Regions from separate parts of the Homo sapiens genome. Here region 1 is linked to region 2. Evidence: chromatin contacts called from ENCODE Hi-C data. All regions are on one chromosome and are shown on one strand. The core of a region is the stretch at or near the end of the contact, and the rest is flanking DNA. Distances in the headings are between cores, read along the strand shown. Region 1 overlaps PLEKHG1 (pleckstrin homology and RhoGEF domain containing G1). Region 2 holds the start of RAET1L (retinoic acid early transcript 1L).

Region 1 (4,200 bases), core at 201-2,700, 790 kb before region 2:
TCTACTAAAAATACAAAAATTAGCCAGGTGTGGTGGTGTGCGCCTGTAGTCCCAGCTACTCGGGTGGCTGAGGCACAAGAATACTTGAACCCAGAAGGTGGAGGTGGCAGTGTGCTTTTTCTTGTATGGAGATTGCACCACTGCACTCCAGCCTGGGTGACAGAGTGAGACGCTGTTTCAAAACAAAACAAAACAAAAAAAGGTGTTTTTATTGCCAGTGGGAATAATGTGGTTAGGATGCTCTTTGGAGCCAGATAGACCAATCCAGGCTTGGTCATGTACTAGTTATATAAACTTGGGCAGTTTATTTAATGTCTCTCAGCCTCTGTTTTTATTTTTTCTAGAATGGGAAGAATAAGAACTACCTCATAACATATTTTGGTGAGGGTGAAATAAGAATATAAAGTACTCAGCACAGTGTGTATGCTCAATAAGTTGTAACTGAAAAGATGTTTTTAGATAGAAAGGATCGACAACTTGGGGAGAAAGTACGATGTTATATTGACTATATTAACCATTTGAATACTTAAAGGGAACTTCCTGAGGCACACACGCCTAGCGTGGGAGAAAGACAGGTATGTAAGGGGGTCTCATTTTGTAACTGCCTTTCAGAATCTTGTTAGCAATTTTGATTTTCCCAGCAGACAGGTAAACAATGGGTGGGGCCCATCAAAGATACTCTGCCATTGCTCAGAAGGGCATTCTAAGGCACCAGGCCAGCAACAAAATGACTAATCATAAAGAAAATGCAGTCCCCTCTCTGCATGAGCTCCCTTTCATCTCATAACACCCTGACGAAATGAAAACTCATGCTTAGGTCCAAGTCCACACCTATGCACATTCATTTCCTGAGGACCAAATCATTGCTGGCAGTCCTGAGAACAAGCTTCAAATGCTTGTCAAAATATACAGAGAACAAAACAGACTGTCCCCTTTCTCAGAAATCTCAGCCCTTATTTTCCACCCAGTTCAATTTTCATGATCATCATCCCATTGTCTGCTCCACCTCACTCCTCCCAGCCCCAACTTGGACTGTTTCACCATCCATGTGAATAATCCACCCACCACCCTAGTTCCTTGACCACTTTCTAATGACCTTTTCCTCCACTCCAGAGCAGCAGCACAGAATCAGAGCCACCTCCAGAACCTGATCACACTCAAAACCGTCCCACCTCTAAGGCAGGACTCCAAAAGTCCCTTCTTCAATTACAGATTAGGGTATTTCCTTCTCTCTCACATTAAGTCCTGCTGAACCGGGCTTTATGACAATACTGCAGTCCCTCACCCCACGCCTCTGTCGCCAGCTGGTTTTCCTCTTCACTCAGCCTAATGTCATGCCCAATTACTGCAACTGCGTGCTCACTGGCACCCTCCCCACCCCCGCCCTGGGAACCTTCCCCTACCAGCTCTGCCGGTTCCCAACCTGGAGGAACCCACACACACCACGGTTTTCACCAGTAGTTTCCAAGCTGCTGAGCAGATTTTGAAATGACGTCATCACACTGATTCATGGGGGCCAGCCTCAGTTGGGTCTTTGATGTCTTTCACAGGCTATTCTAGTCATCTCTAGTGACTGGTCCATTTTGTTTTTTTTTTTTTTTGAGACAGAGTCTCACTCTGTCGCCCAGGCCGTAGTGCAGTGGCGTGATCTCGGCTCAATGCAAGCTCCGCCTCCCGGGTTCACGCCATTCTCCTGCCTCAGCCTCCCGCGTAGCTGGGACTACAGGCACCCGCCACCACGCCTAGCTAATTTTTTGTATTTTTAGTAGAGATGGGGTTTCACCGTGTTAGCCAGGATGGTCTTGATCTCCTGACCTCGTGATCTGCCCGCCTCCGCCTCCCAAAGTGCTGGGATTACAGGTGTGAGCCACCGCGCCCGGCCAGCAAGTGTTCTTCTGATCCTTTCCACTTTCCCTCAGACACCCCTGCTCTCTGCTTCACTCACTCAGCAGATGACTTTATTATCTGCACGAGTGAAATCGAACCCTTTGTCTTCCCCCAAGTCCACCTCAAAGTTCCTCTGTCTTTCATCTTTTTCTCCCTTGGTTCAGAGAGATGCTTCCAGCCCTTTCCAAGATGAGCCCCTATTCCTGTGTGTCCCATCCTCTTCCTTCCCACCTCCCCAGGCCCCGTTCCAACAAGAAGTGAGCCACTGTCTCCTCTCCCACCTTCCTCCTCCTTCCCTGCCATCTGCTCATGGACTCGGCATTCGAGCCAGACGAGAAGTCTTGCTTTGCTCTTGCCTTTCTCTCCAAACTATCATTTTTTCTTCCTTTTGTGAACTTTACATATAAAAAAGTCTATACCCATTCCGTTCCTTCTTAATCCCCCTTTTTCTGCAACCCACTGTGATCTCTCCCTTTTCTCTTAGTTGCCAAATATAAAATCTGCTTTTCTGTTTAAATCTCCTTGACCTCGGCAGCCTTTGAGACTGTGTCTCCCCCATCTCTGAGATGTGCTTTTTCCTTGTTAGCGCAGTGCCTTCTCCTCAGACATCCTCCCTGCCTCCTCTGCTACTCTTTCAATCTTTCTTTGGCTGTTCTCCAAATCCCCCCACCCGCTTGCTGATCACTTAGATGTTGGGATTCCCAAGGGTTCATCTTTCCTTTGCACATTTTTGTGGGCCATCTTATTAAACCTTAGGGCTTCAATTACTGCCTCTAGCAAGAGTCTCCTGATCCTTAGCTTCCAAGACCTGAATTTCCACCTGTGGCTGACCCTGCCCAGCAGCACGGGTGCCAGTGAGAGCAGAGGGCTCCTCTCTCTCACTCCCATCTCACAGGTTCCTCTCCCTGCCTGTCTCAGAACTCACAGTACCATGCTCTCCTTCAACCCCTGACTCAGCCTTGACTTTTAGTGGGCAAAATCCTGCCTCCTGCCTCAGTGGCACTTTCTGCATTTGTTCCCTCTGTCGCTGTGGCTCCACGGCAGCACTGCTCAGCTCCTTTCTAGGCCATGGTGGTGGGTTACTATCTTCTCCAGCCTCCAACCTCACTCCTGCCACTTATTTGTCACCTTGTCCCCAAAGTTACACTCTCAGAACACAGGACTGACTGCGCCATCTCCCCTTCCTCCAAAGCCTGCAGTAATTTCCCAGTGTGAACGCGTCCAGATTCCTCAGAGCACATGCTCACAGCCCTCCAGGGGCTCCTGCCCTTCCCGTCCCTGCCCCAGCCCCTGCCTCAGTCCCTGAGAACTCAGCCCTCCCATCCTGGCACCGTCTGTGCGCCCTGAACACAGCGCATACATTCTCTCTTTTTTTTTTTTTTTAATGCAGGTCTCTAGGTCTGGTTTCCTTAATTCCTTTTTTCCCACTTAATAAAAATATTCCTAAGACTGGGCACAGTGGCTCATGCCTGTCATCCCAACACTTTGGAAAGGCTGAGGCAGGCAGATCACTTGAACCCAGGAGTTTGAAACCAGCCTGGGCAAGATGATGAGACTACACCTTTACCAAAAATACAAAAATTAGCTTGGTGTGGTGGCACAAGCCTGTGGTCCCAGCTATTCTGGGAGGCTGAGGTGGTGGGATGTCTTGAGCCCAGGAGGTCAAGGCTGCAGTGAGCCATGTTTGCACCACTGTGCTCCAGCCTGGGCGACAGAGTAAGATCCTGTCTTTAAAAAAAAAAAAACATTCCCTATCCTTTAAGACTGAGGTAAAAGATGTTTTCCTTCCTCTCTCCACTCAACGCAATTGAACACTTTATTCTTCCACAACACCTGGGTTATACTCTGTTATGTCTTCATGGTTGGCAAACGGTTCATGGCTTGGCAGCTGGCTCCCCATCTACAGATTCCTTCTTGGCCGAATCTGTATCTTGTCTCCCGAGCACCCTCATGGGACCCAGCACAGCTTTACACCCATAGGTGCTTCATGCACCTTTGAATAATTCTCATAACTTGATCTTCTTTTAAGCCCCAAAAGGAAAAACACCACCACCTCCACAGAGCCTGCAATTCATGTGAATCTTTTTTTTTTTTTCTTGAGACAGGATCTTGCTCTGTCACCCAGGCTGGAGTGCAATGGCACGATCTCGGCTTACTGCAACCTCCGCCTCCTGGGTTCAAGCGATTCTCCTGCCTCAGCCTCCTGAGTAGCTGGGACTACAGGCACGTGCTACCACACCCAGCTAATTTTTGTATTTGTAGTAGAGATGGGGATTCACCATGTTGGCCAGGCTGGTCTTTAACTCCTGACTT
Region 2 (4,499 bases), core at 215-2,714:
GCAAGTTGTTCACTAGGTCTTTTTAGGAAGGGATGTAGTATATTCTCAAAGACCTCATGCTTCTAGCAGAGAGGCAAAGAAATGTGTGAGCAATTGTCACACAGGGAGATCTGGATGCACCCACTGTGAACCCAGGTCTCAGGGAGCAGGAGGGTGTTCTGTATTGTGGGAACATGCAGGACACACATGGGAGGGGGTATTTGTGCCCGGCTTTGAAGGATGGCTGGCTCTTTGCCCAGGGGGAAGAGGCCAGCAGAATGCGCTGACAGTTGGGAACCACTAGGAACTTTCAGTTGAACCTGCTCTGCTGAGCCCCCTGTGCCATCGGTGGACCTGGGCCAGGGCGGCTGCTGAACTGGGAGCTCAGAGGTAATCTCTCTGAGGAGCTTTCTAAATCAGCAAGCGTGTCACAGGTTGAGATTCTAGGGATGAGGTCCTCAATGCTGTCCTCGATTTTAATGAGCAGCCTTTTGGCCAGTCTGCACTGGGTGAAGCAGAAGCAAGACATAAATTGTTAAGATAATTTTTAAAGCTGCTTAATTTTGGTAAAAACATAGAACATAGAATTTACCATCTTCACCAATTGTTTACTATACAATATGTTGTTTTGAACCTCTGAAACCCTACCTGCTGTTTCTGTAATAAAACCTAGCCCAGGCCGGGCACGCTGACTCATGCCTGTAATCCCAGCACTTTGGGAGGCCGAGGTGGGTGGATCACCTGAGGAAAGGAGTTTGAGACCAGCCTGGCCAACAAGGTGAAACCCCATCTCTACCAAAACTACAAACAATTCGCCGGGCTTGGTGGTGGGCACCCGTAATCCCAGCTACTCCAGAAGCTGAGGCAAGAGAATCGCTTGAACCCAGGAGACAAGGCTGCGGCGAGCCGACATCGGGCCGTTGCACTCCAGCCTGTGCAATAAGAGAGAAACCCCATCTCCAAATACATAAATAGATAAAGAAATAAAAAATAAAACCCAGCCCGGACTGTAACCACGCCCACCGGGGACTGGGGAAGTAGTGGAGGGGACGCGAACAGGCCCATGGCTGTGCCCAGGGCGGGGTGAGCCAGGGACCCCGCGGCGCAAGCGGAAGGAGGGAGAGTGCCGCGGACCCAGGCGGGGACAAGGAGACGCCGAGGCCGCTGAATATTCCTCTGCACGTTTCTTCACCATTAATAAAAAATGCTATAATGATTAAATGAGTCTGTCGTGGAAGGAATCGTGTCCTGGCAGGAGTGGGGCCCGGGCACGAGGCCACCAAGCTGCCGGAGCGGGTGAAGAAGGGAAGGGACACTAGCATGGAAACTGGATTTCGTCCAGACAATGAAACGAAGAGGTGGAACGCGCCCAGTGACTACGCCCAGTAGCATTAAAATCTGGCTTTTCAGAATCGAGGTGACTCATTCCCCGGTACATTCCCCAGTAACTAACAGTATATAAGCCAGCCTTTCAGCACAGAGGTGATTTCATCTTCCAGGATCCACCTTGATTAAATCTCTTGTCCCCAGCCCTCCTGGTCCCCAATGGCAGCAGCCGCCATCCCAGCTTTGCTTCTGTGCCTCCCGCTTCTGTTCCTGCTGTTCGGCTGGTCCCGGGCTAGGCGAGACGGTGAGCTGGTGGATGGAGCCTAAGCGGGGCGGGGGCCAAACCTGAGGGACTGTGGACTGCAGCGGGTTTCAGAGGAGGGAAGGCTTCTGGAAGGACAAGGGAGATCTCCCCGAACTGCGCCCCCAGCTCAGTTCCCCTCCTGGGCTCCTTCCCGCCGGGTCCACTCCCCAAGGCTGTTCTTGCCCCAGTAGGGGCGAAAAAGAGCAGGGTGAAAACGAGGCTGGCAGGAGGGTGGAGGGGCCAGAGGGCTGCGAGGGCTAGGTGGGGCCCGGATTCCTAGTGCAGCCCGGCAGTCCCACCCGCCTTTCGGAAGGAGAAACCAGAGCCCCCCCGGGAACAGAGCTGGGGTCAGGACTGGGTGAAGGGGGGTACCACAGGGATACAATCACAGACGCCCCCACCAGCCACAAGCCTGCTCTGCTCTCACCTGCTCTCTACCACACAAACCCTCCAGCACCCCCAGGACTCCCTGCCTTTGTTTTCCCCGCACTTTTCCTGTAGACACTCACCTGCACCCAGGGGCTCAGCAGATACCCGCCACCCCTCCCCTCACCATCCACTGCCACCACCCAGGTCACATCCTCTTACTGCCCACCTCAGCCCAGCTGGTCACCCCTGAGGTCTCCCCATCCATGAAGGGTACCTCACCACCTCCTACACCACGTCGCACCTTCTGCCTCTTGCCTGAGGACACACCCCAACAAACACACCCCAAGCTCCCCTCAGAACCTGTGCAGGGGGGATGGGAAGCACCATTTCCTCCAGGATGACCCTGGGAACTCTGGTGAGTAGAGGCACCCACTTCTGCCCTTGGGGCCCAGACCGCCTGTTCTTCCTACGGGGGTGTCAGCGTCATAGAGAATAGTCACTGTGTAGACAGGGGTCAGCAAACCCTTTCTAGAAAGGGAGGAAGGATGCCCTGTGATCTTTGCAGGCCATGGGTTCTCCGTCTCTGTGTCCAGTCCTGTCCCTTTGTAGAGCAACAGCAGGCAATGGCAACCTTCAAAGAGGGGGGACCAGATTTGGACCCTGTCCTAGGTTGCTGATCCCAGATCAGGGGATTACAGTGTCCCAGTGCCCCATCCCCTAGGGTGTCATCTCCAAGTGATGTCTCTGATGTCAGTTGGAAAGTAGAAGGTGGCCCTACCTTGCCTGTGGCTTCTGGGTGGTGTGGATGTGATGGGAGTGGGGGTCCCATAGTTGGGGGCTTATTCTCCCCTCCTTTGTGCTGAGTGGCATCCATGGGGACCATCAGGTACCCTCCCTGAAGCCTCAGGTGTGAGCTGAGGGTGAGTGGGTGCAGCCACGTGGTGTCCTGGGGATCAGGTCCAACTGCTTGTGCAACTTCTTGGTTCCCGGTGGCCCTGCTCCTGCCCATCCCAGAAGAACCACCTGCATCTTCTCACTGCTGGGCCTATCTTCCTAATGACCTAGAGGGCGAGGAGCCCACCAGTAATGGGCAGCTCTGAGGCCTTCAGGAATAGGCATCCCTAAGCTTCATTCCATTCTGGTGCCTTGTCATGGGGCCTTCTTTATATGCATGGCAAAAGGCCCCATCTCTGCCAAGGTGCAGTACTCTACAGGAGCCACTGCTTAATGTTGCGATTTCCTTGCTGTGAGTGGCATTGCCTTGTCTCTGAATATTCACATGGAATCTCTGTTGTGATTCTCCAATTAGACATTGTGACCACATGTACCTCTAGGATCTTAGGGGGTCTTGGGTCATTGGGCACTTAAGGTAGGTCCAGCCTCGCTCATCATTCATGGATTGTCTATGGCTGCTTTTGAGCTTCAACAGCAGAGTTGAGTAGTTACAATGGAGAATATATTCCCTGAACACCTTTACATGTTTACAAAATTGCCCTTCACAGCAAACTCTATTGGCCATAAATATCTCTGGAGAAGGCCACAAGGACTCACTGTCCTGGCTGCAGGGTTAAAGGGTCCTTCCTCACTAGAAACTGGTGTCTTCTTATAGTCATGGGTTCAGGGTCTGAGAAGTGGCTTCATTCTGCAAATTAGGCAAAGCAGCCTCGTTCTTGATGGACTGGCTACTTTCAGCCTCCTGATTTGGTTTATCTCTGTTTCTTGTAATTATTTAAATCCAGCAGTATCCGGGGTGGGTTTCCATCTCTTTTGGACTTTGGACCCCTTTGTTCTATGAGCCATGGGCATAACTTTGTATAACTGAGGTCCCCAGCTGGCATTGTGACTTCTCTAATCATTTCCATCATTGCACCCTCCTTGCTCCTGACAGTTGACAGCCTCCACCTGGAATTTGGAATTTCAGAATTGTTCATCCCATTACTCTGGGAGCAGATTTCAGGAACAGCATCTCCTACCCCCAACCCTGGCCTTCAGCAATAGGCATCCCTAAGCTTCATTCCATTCTGGTGCCTTCTCATGGGGCCTTCTTTATATGCTGGGTAAACAGGAGTCCTCCAGGTTTCCCATAAGCACAGTGGATGGACATTGTTCTGGATTTTCACACTTAGACCCCTCTGGCATGGGCACTTCTCTGAGCCTGTGATCTCTCCCTCCACTACCTGCCTTAGACTTTCAGATTTTCCATTTCTTGCTGTGTGGACCATCTCTTTGTCCAAGGTTTCAGGAAGGCCTCCTCATAGCAGATGCATGCCATCACCAGGGGCTTTGCCAACATGTTACATCCTGTGACCATGATAATTAACTCTTCTTTATCCAACGGGGTTCCATCCTCACTCTGTTCAACCAGCACCAGCATCCACAGGGGTGGACCCACACCCTCTCCCACCTCCCGCAGTCCACGTGGGCTACTGCTGAAGATCCTCTGCCATCCAGGCCCTTCCTCCTCTCTTGCTAGAGAGGCCTGGCACCTTTCTAGCAAGGTCATGTGTTGACTGATGTGGGC

Evidence for each region. A loop is a pair of places that touch in the nucleus more often than their neighbours do. Pooled maps may share reads with other maps.
Region 1: a pooled map shows a loop between it and region 2 (4-fold over the local background). The contact joins the enhancer-like site here to the promoter of RAET1L in region 2. A Hi-C loop is called at or near these places in 3 of 168 maps with a recorded cell type or tissue (A673, PC-3 and naive thymus-derived CD4-positive, alpha-beta T cell), 3 of 37 single-sample maps with no recorded cell type and 9 of 50 pooled maps.

Annotation. Positions count from the first base shown.
Region 1 is chr6:150,810,706-150,814,905 of GRCh38, reverse strand. The region is part of intron 11 of PLEKHG1 (pleckstrin homology and RhoGEF domain containing G1); the gene reads right to left. Among named protein-coding and RNA genes, the nearest start is that of MTHFD1L, 53 kb to the left of the region's middle. RefSeq lists enhancers at 1,057-1,206, 1,447-1,546. Within about 2 kb of position 1,450, at least 11 of the 41 ENCODE cell types and tissues checked have a DNase peak (open chromatin) inside an H3K27ac peak, as active enhancers do; they include A673 and PC-3, where a contact is called at or near this core.
Region 2 is chr6:150,022,497-150,026,995 of GRCh38, reverse strand. RAET1L (retinoic acid early transcript 1L) reads left to right here and starts at 1,464. Exons shown (of 5, transcript NM_130900.3): 1 at 1,464-1,609. The coding sequence starts at 1,525.